Regions from separate parts of the Homo sapiens genome. Here region 2 is linked to region 1. The links are chromatin loops, found by intact Hi-C in ENCODE. Cell type or tissue: endothelial cell of umbilical vein. All regions are shown on one strand.

Region 1 (4,000 bases):
GACAGAGCAAGACCTTGTCTCAAAAAAAAAAGATGGATTAAAGAGGGTTGAGAAAAGAGGCAGAGACTAGTAGACTCGGGGGAAAAGTTGGTGAAGAGTGGGAGTGTTTGAAGATGTATGAAAAAGAGATACATATGACATATGCAAAATAAGCAGAACAAAGTGCCAGCGAGATGAGAGGCAAAGGCCTCAGAATGGAAGAGGGGGAATTTCTGTCTTTAATATAGGATAGAGAAATTTGTGTGATTGACTTTCTGGAGCTTTTTTCCCTTGTTTCTAATGTGATTTCCCTAATCACTTTTTCTTTTCCTTTTTAGTTTATTTACCCCATACTCAGCATCCCAGTTTATAATACATTTACCTGAATCAAATCCCCTCTGAAAACTTGCTTCTTGTTTGTACTTTTTGTTAAACATTCCCAACTCTTACATTAGTTCCAGAAATAAAAATGCCAATAAGCTTCTTTCTTCTGATGTTAATGTGTTTTTTTACTTGTGCAATTTTAAAACATAGGCTTTTAAAAACTTTCTATTTAAAGTTTTAATTGCAGAAACTATAGCTCTTGATATGATGCCTTTTATAACTCTCATATCTCTTGATATAGTTTGGCTGTGTCCCCACTCAAATCTCATCTTGAATTGTAGTTCCCATAATCCCCACGTGTGGTGGGAGGGACTTGGTGAGAGGTAATTGAATCATGAGGGCGATTCCCCCATGCTATTCTAGAAATAGTAAGTTCTCACACAATCTGGTGGTTTTGTAAGGGGCTTCCCCCTTCGCTCAGCTTTCATTCTTCTCCATGCTGTCGCCATGTGAATCTGCCATGGATTCTAAGCTTCCTGAGGCCTCCCCAGCCATGCTGAACTGTGAGTCAGTTAAACCTCATTCCTTTATAAATTACCCAGTCTCAGGTATGTCTTTATTAGCAGCTTGAGAGCAGACAAGTACACCTTTTTTTTTTTTCTTTTTTTGAGACAGGGTCACCCAGGCTGGAGTGCAGTGGCACAATCATAGCTCGCTGCAGCCTCCATCTCCCGGGCTTAAGTGATCCTCCCACCTAAGCCTCCTGAGTAGCTGGGACTAAAGGAGCATATCACCATGCCCAGCTACTTTTTCATATTTTTTTGTAGCGATGAGGTTTTGCTGTTGTTGCTCAGGCTGGTCTCAAACTCCTGGGATCGAGACTCACTCGCCTCTGCTTCTGCCTGCCAAAGTGCTGGGATTACAGGCATGAGCCACCACAACCAGCCTATACCTCATTTTTATTTAACAAAATAAAAATATAGAGCACCTTTTAAAGTGACTTTGGTCCCCTGTATTTATATCCTGAAATCAAATATATATAACATTGTAGAGAAAATAAAATATAAGATTATTCTAAGAATTCTGTTTCTTTCACCTGGTGGTGGAAAGTCCAATCTTGTAGTATGCTAGCACTCTAATTATTTTAGAACCTAATGAATAATATCAGGTATAGCTAAGAATAACCAAATACCCACAGGAAAACAAGTGCAATGGCATTAGTTAGCTCACTAGAATGGTATAATATTTATAATTGGCTTACTGGTTTTTACTCATCTGGTATGTCTTTCCTATAACAGGCAAGGTATAATAACTATTTGAGTTGGGTTAAACTAAGCATCGTATAAGACAGTGTAGGTGACAACGGGGCTAGAAGGAGGAGGCTGATAAGAGTGAGAAGGGAGAAAAAGTGTTAGCAAGAGAGAAGGCAAAAAACATAGGCCATAGAGAACAAAACTAAAATTCAGCATGGGAGAAGAGGAAAGGCATGTGGAATACAGAGGAAAATTTGGTGGGGAGAGAACATTGTAAAAAACGGAGGGAATCTTCATTAAATGTAAAGGACTCAAAAGAAAAATGAGGCAAATGTTACTCAAGTTAATTAGAAAACTTTTTATTTCGCTATACTAGCTATATGAGACTTTTTCTATAATATTTTTAGTACCTTTAAGCTTCTTTTAAAATTACTTTTGCGTATGTCATCTCTTTGTCTCTGTATAAAACACTGTAAAATACATAACATTTATTTTCTCTTTTTACATAAATCAAAAAACTATTTGCCCAAGGTCAAATTTAGAGTTAGAATTCAAGTTCCTGAATTGTAACCAGTGCTCATCTCAGTAACACATATTTCTTAATCACAGAGCTCAATTCAGTGTCCCACTATTAATAAGTCATTAATTACATTTCCCATTTGAGCATTGTGAGTGGCTAATTCCAGGCAGTGTATATAAATGGGACTCAAAAGTTTTCTCTTCTGAGTCATGTCTATATTGAGGCATCCACGGATCCCTGGCAGCTGCATGTAGGGTGAGGGGGTGGTTGCCATAGGATATTCAGGAAATGAGTTGGTGCATGGGGTCAAAGGTAGGCTAACAATGTGCTTGCTGTCTTATCTGGTACAGATATCCATCCCACTCTTATAATAGCTGATGCTGCTCAGACTGCTGGAACTGTAGAAACCTGCCCATAATCAGAATAAGGAGTCTTGCATTAAGAACTCTTAAAACCACACTCACGTTAGAAACAAAATAACGTAATAATTAAAAGGCTCAAGCCCAGCTCTGCCACTGTGTGACTTTAGGCAAATTATTTAATCTAATTTAACCTAAGCTTCAGTTCCTTCATCTACAAAGTGGGGATAATAATTAGAAGGATTAGATGTTGAATATGTGATACTTCGTATATGATGCTTGTATAGTACTTACTCAATAATGGTAACTATCTTCATTATATTTTAAAATAGAAATTGATTTCTAATCCAGGAGTATTGTGAGAATTTTATAAAAGTGAAGCAAAATTTAATGCTTTCATTTTTAAAGGTATTAAGTAATGCTAGGGAATAATATTAATACAAGTTATACATATGGGGAAGTTCTAAGATGAAGAACAGGTACATACACATTTCATGTGAAACTGTTTTTGGTCTTATGAATGGATAGGATAGTTTTCTTAAACAGAGATTGTCAGTAACTAACATTCATTGATATATTTTTGGGACAAAGACAAATGACTTCCTTAGTTATTAAGACTTGAGCTTATAACAACGTGGCTTGTTCCTCAGAAAAAATGTTTTCCATGGCGTTTTATTGTTTTGTTCTGTCTTTTAAAAAATTTTTGTTGTCGGGTAGTCCTAGATCTGGCCAGTGGCATAAGTTGTATAATTATGTTAGCATTCCATCTTCTGGGACACATCTGGCATGTTTATTCACCCTTGTAGACTTCTCTGACAACCATTTTGCTTTCTGTGTTCCCTTGAGATATTAACAAGCTACCTAAGTCATTTCAACTTACATTCTCAGGAATAGAGGGAGATACAGTGTTTGGTTGAGAATCTTCAACTTGGGAATGCCGTATTTTCTCTTGATTTATGAGGGGAAGATTTTAATAATAATAAATGATATGAGATCAAAGACTTCAATACTTTGTAAGTTTTGCTTCTCTGTATTCAGTCTGTGTCTTCATTTGTAAAATATAAAATTTTCACTTGTTTCTGCTTGGGAATAAAGAGTGTATAAAACTCTAAAGTATTATTCATGATGATGAACCCATTACATTTCAAGGATAATATTTGCTTTCATGTTTAATAGTTGTAGGATTAGAGGAACTGAGAAGCTCCTTAGTCACCAGCATCTCAGGTTGTAGAGGGGCAAAGTCTGCATCTTTAGAGGTTCAAAATTTTCTGAGCTTGGCCCTCTTGGAGATAAAGGAACAAGTACAGTGGATCATCAGAATAGCTTACTAAAGTACATCAGAAAAATCCCTCGACCCAAGCACAAATCAAGTATTGCTATGAAACTTACCTAAACTAAAAGTCCTACTTCTTCCTCTAGGAGATAAGTCTACATTTTTGTATACTAATTATCACATTGTCATAATATCAGCCAAAAGCATTTGTTAAAAATATTAGTGAAATTTTTATATATACTATATAACCTTACATCAAGTTATGTAGCATATATAGGTGAAGTGAGCAATT
Region 2 (4,000 bases), 73 kb after region 1:
GAGAAAAATACCAAAAATGTGGAGACTCAGAGAACTAGAAGATATTAAGAATATATTTTTAATAGAAAATCACTTTACAAACTGATACAGATTGTACATTGATCTCATTTTTATCTAAATGATTTACATAAAATGTTAACAGCAATTGTTATATTTGATTTTTATTTTCTTACTGGTTCTATGTGTTTTCTGATTTTTGTACAATGAACATATATTATTGTGTTAGTAATAAAACTGACTACTAGTAGACCAGGGTGACAACATAGAAGCCCAAGCTAATTAGAATGTGAAGACAATGTGGCAGGGTCAGGCAAAGATGAGGCATCCTGGAAGATGTATAAGGAAAATGCTCAAGTTGCCAAAGAAGTTGGAGAAATATTTTTGATAATGCCACTAAGGACACATTTGGTGTCTTTAATTTCTTATATTTAACCACAATTTACATGGGCTAATATATGAGTAGTCCCTGAAAATGACTTTCCATAAAAAACAACCAAAATGAGTTATATAAATTATAAATCACATTTAGGAACATTTGTAAATGTTCCTTATTTCCTAAGATACAGATTTTTATTAGTTTATACAGATGTTCTTAGTTTTGTGACTTACTGATAATGTTTTATATTAGTGATTTATTTTTAATTAGAAAAATTAAATTTATTTTGCTATAAATAAAGTCTGTACTTTATTATAGAAGTGGAGGACCTTGTTTTGTAAGAAATCACAATTATTTCTTTAAACAAGGCAAAGAAATTTTATTTGGTCAAAAATAATCAGAAATTACAGAAAGCAATATTGAGTGAAGTACTGTTATTAACCAGATGAAACTTAAAGTAGTTTTACTGTGGTATTCTACTGCAACATCTGCACGGTGGCACTACCCAGATGCTCACTATAAAGTTCAATGGCTCCTGACAAGCATTAAGTTCCTTTCAGTGGCTGTACTATGTTAGGAGTCATTGAAACAGAAGAGAAATCAGATTTTACCAAAGTTTATCTCTTAAGTCAACACATTTTTATTTAAATTATCATCATGAATGGTATTTATTATCTCTATAATGACCAAATCAGTTGTTGAGAGCTATCTTAGTATAAAAGCTTAGGATACAAATTACTGGCTTGCCCATAAACTGTCATGCAAAACAAACAAACCAAAGCAAATAACAATTCTAAACCTCTTTTTCTATTTGTCCTTTAAATATAAGTCAAAAAGGCTAGTGGTTTATTAGCTATAACTAAAATATAATTTGTAGGAGGAATTTTTATGTAACCATTGTTAAAAACAAATTAATTCAATAGAGAATGAGCCTCAGAGCAAGAATATATGTGGATATACATAGTGTTTTTATGTGAAATATAAAATTTGAGCCTTTGTGTTAATTAAATATATAATTATTATCTAAAATTAAATAAATATAATTATATATTTAAAATTGTACATACTTGTGCATTATTTTATTCAGCCATTCCACTAACTAGTATGACCATGAATAATGAAATGGTTTTGAATGAAAGAATGTCAGTAATAGGCATATTTACAAGAAATTTCATGTTAATTAAATCCATTATGTTACAGAATTTTTTAAGGAGAAGTGGTAGAAGTCCCACTTATGATTGTTTGACAATGGACTAAAAAAGTCTACACATTGTTGGGACCAAGCATCACTGGCCATAGATGTGTCAGATGTCCTAATGGATCTTATTTATATCTAATTTTTATTATTCAAGTTGATTTTAATCATAATGTAGACCGGAATCTGTTTTTGTTACTTATGCAAGCACTCTCTTTTTTTAAAATTAATGGATTTCTCATTTATTCAGGAAGTCTCTAATGGCATTTGGGGGAGGGGAAGTTTATTAGTTCCTTCCTGAGTAATGCAGTTTTTATTTCTTGTTGAAACTGTGGTCTCAGCCAAAAATCAGTGTTGGGTGGAAGAAAGTATTAATAAAAAAGGGTAGGAGAGAAGGAGGGAAAGAAAGCAGGAAAGGATAAAGGTAGGAAAGGATGGTAAGAAAAGAAGAGAAAGCAAAAAAGGAAAACAAGAAAGTTAACTATACAAACATTTAGTTCACTTGTATAAAAAGTAAATACATTGTAAATTGTTCTGCTGAAACAACAACATCCTGTCCTTATCTCACTTCTACACCCTGCTGCCTCTATTTCCTGCTGCCCTGATGATGATATTTTATTTATATATAAATATATGAAGCAATATGTATATTTTGATGATGTTTGTTACTGAATTTCTAAGTAATTGAAACATAAAGGAGAATTATTCTGGTTATAAATTTTTCTGAGTTTTTATATGATTACTGGAAAATAGCTAGCCATTTCTATAACTTTATAAGTTTACTTCAGTAATGATATTTTTCTGATGCTATGAGTTAAGAAAATGTCCAGCCCAAGTCTGGGGTTTAGGGAGTAGCTAGTATGTAGTGTGTGGAGAGGTGCAGGGTGGAGTGTATCACAATCCTGCTATTTCCCTTATAAAATAAACTTGTTTCTGAAAGATTCTTATATTTTTAGAATTGATCTCTCAGCCTTTGTAATTTTTATAAATATTTAACTTGTCTAGAGAAAATAAAACATAAAAGGTAGTTACAGAGAGTAGGGTCACAAGTGAAAGAATAGGTTTTGCATGTACATTTCGTGTTGGCTCTACTTAACCTTACAATCCATATTGAGGAAGGTAAATTCAATATTGCTGTTAATCAAATCACTGAGCTTAAGTGACTCACCCAAGGCCTCATGGACAATGGACAATTGTTAGGGTTGAATGAGAATTCATACCTCCTCTTCCGATTCTCAGCAGTCATGGAGTCTCATTATCATCCTCATTTCCTGAACTGCTACTGTGCTGGAAGTACTCCTGACAGTTTGTATCCTCCCTCAGAAGCTGTGACCTATTTTTAATGTTGCTTTTTCAGGTAAAGAGATAATATTACATGCTGTGTAATATTATCCATTGCTGTATAAATGGATGAAGAAGAATTTATAAATTCCAGACCTACTTAGCATTTTCATGCTCTTTATAATTACTAAAAGTCTATCACTATTTGAGTCACAGGTTAACTTAAAAAAATTAAAGAATCCAAAACTGTATTTTTGTTCTACCAATTCCTCTTCACATGCACACCTTTACATTATTTTCTGTAAATCCTGTTTTACTTTGGGTTTTTTTTTTTCTTCTTTCTTTTTTCTTTTTTTTTTTTAAGAGACATAGTCTTGCTCTGTTGCCCAGGCTGGAGTGCAGTGGTGTGATCTCAGCTCACTGCATCCTCTGCCTCCTGGGTTCAAGTGAGTCTTGTGCCTCAGCCTCCCAAGTAGGTGGGATTATGGGCATGTGTCGTCACACCTGGCTAATTTTTGTATTTTAGTAGAGACAGGGTTTTACCATGTTGGTCAGGCTGGTCTCAAACTCCTGTCCTCAAGTGATCCACCCACCTGGGCCTCCCAAAATTTTGGGATCACCAGACATGAGCCACCGTGCCCGGCCTTTACTTTGTTTTGACTGTAAATTTCTGGTTTCTTAATACAGTTTCCGATGATAATTAAATATTAGGTTCACTCTACTTCTTAACTATAGATATTTATTCTAAATACATATTATATGAACCCAGCTATGTCATATGGATTTGAGAACTAGCATTAAACATACTTTTAGGCTCTTGTTTGCTTATTTATCTCTCTATACAAGAATTAGCACAAATATTCATATACTCACTAACCAAGATAATGTTATTAATTTTATGCTACAAAACAAAATAAGCCATATCCAATATTTTCCTAATGTCAAGTGAATGTAACTAAAAAAGGAATGTAAGTGAGATCACAGTGTGTGAAGTGTGAGTTGATACACTGATACCTTTTATGATTCAATTAAATGTTTTCTGAAAATAGCCTCTTCAAATTCTTAGAAATTTCCTAAGAAATGTACAATAAGCATCAAAATGTGTAATTACTTTAGATCTATTTAATAGTTGTCAACATTTTAAAATA

What was found. Peaks named below come from ENCODE experiments on the same cell type or tissue, not always from the same donor. Only the 100,000 strongest peaks of a DNase experiment are listed, where the experiment ranks them.
Region 2: a loop joins it to region 1, with 4 times the contacts of the local background. A loop is called at or near these places in 2 of 110 quality-filtered maps.

Annotation. Positions count from the first base shown.
Region 1 is chr5:81,625,026-81,629,025 of GRCh38, reverse strand. The region is part of intron 3 of SSBP2 (single stranded DNA binding protein 2); the gene reads left to right. Among named protein-coding and RNA genes, the nearest start is that of SSBP2, 120 kb to the left of the region's middle. In endothelial cell of umbilical vein, no CTCF peak of the experiment used is centred here; a DNase peak (open chromatin) is centred at 2,345; H3K27ac peaks cover 1,064 bases.
Region 2 is chr5:81,551,853-81,555,852 of GRCh38, reverse strand. The region is part of intron 4 of SSBP2 (single stranded DNA binding protein 2); the gene reads left to right. Among named protein-coding and RNA genes, the nearest start is that of ACOT12, 160 kb to the right of the region's middle. In endothelial cell of umbilical vein, no CTCF peak of the experiment used is centred here; DNase peaks (open chromatin) are centred at 1,882 and 2,772; H3K27ac peaks cover 2,738 bases.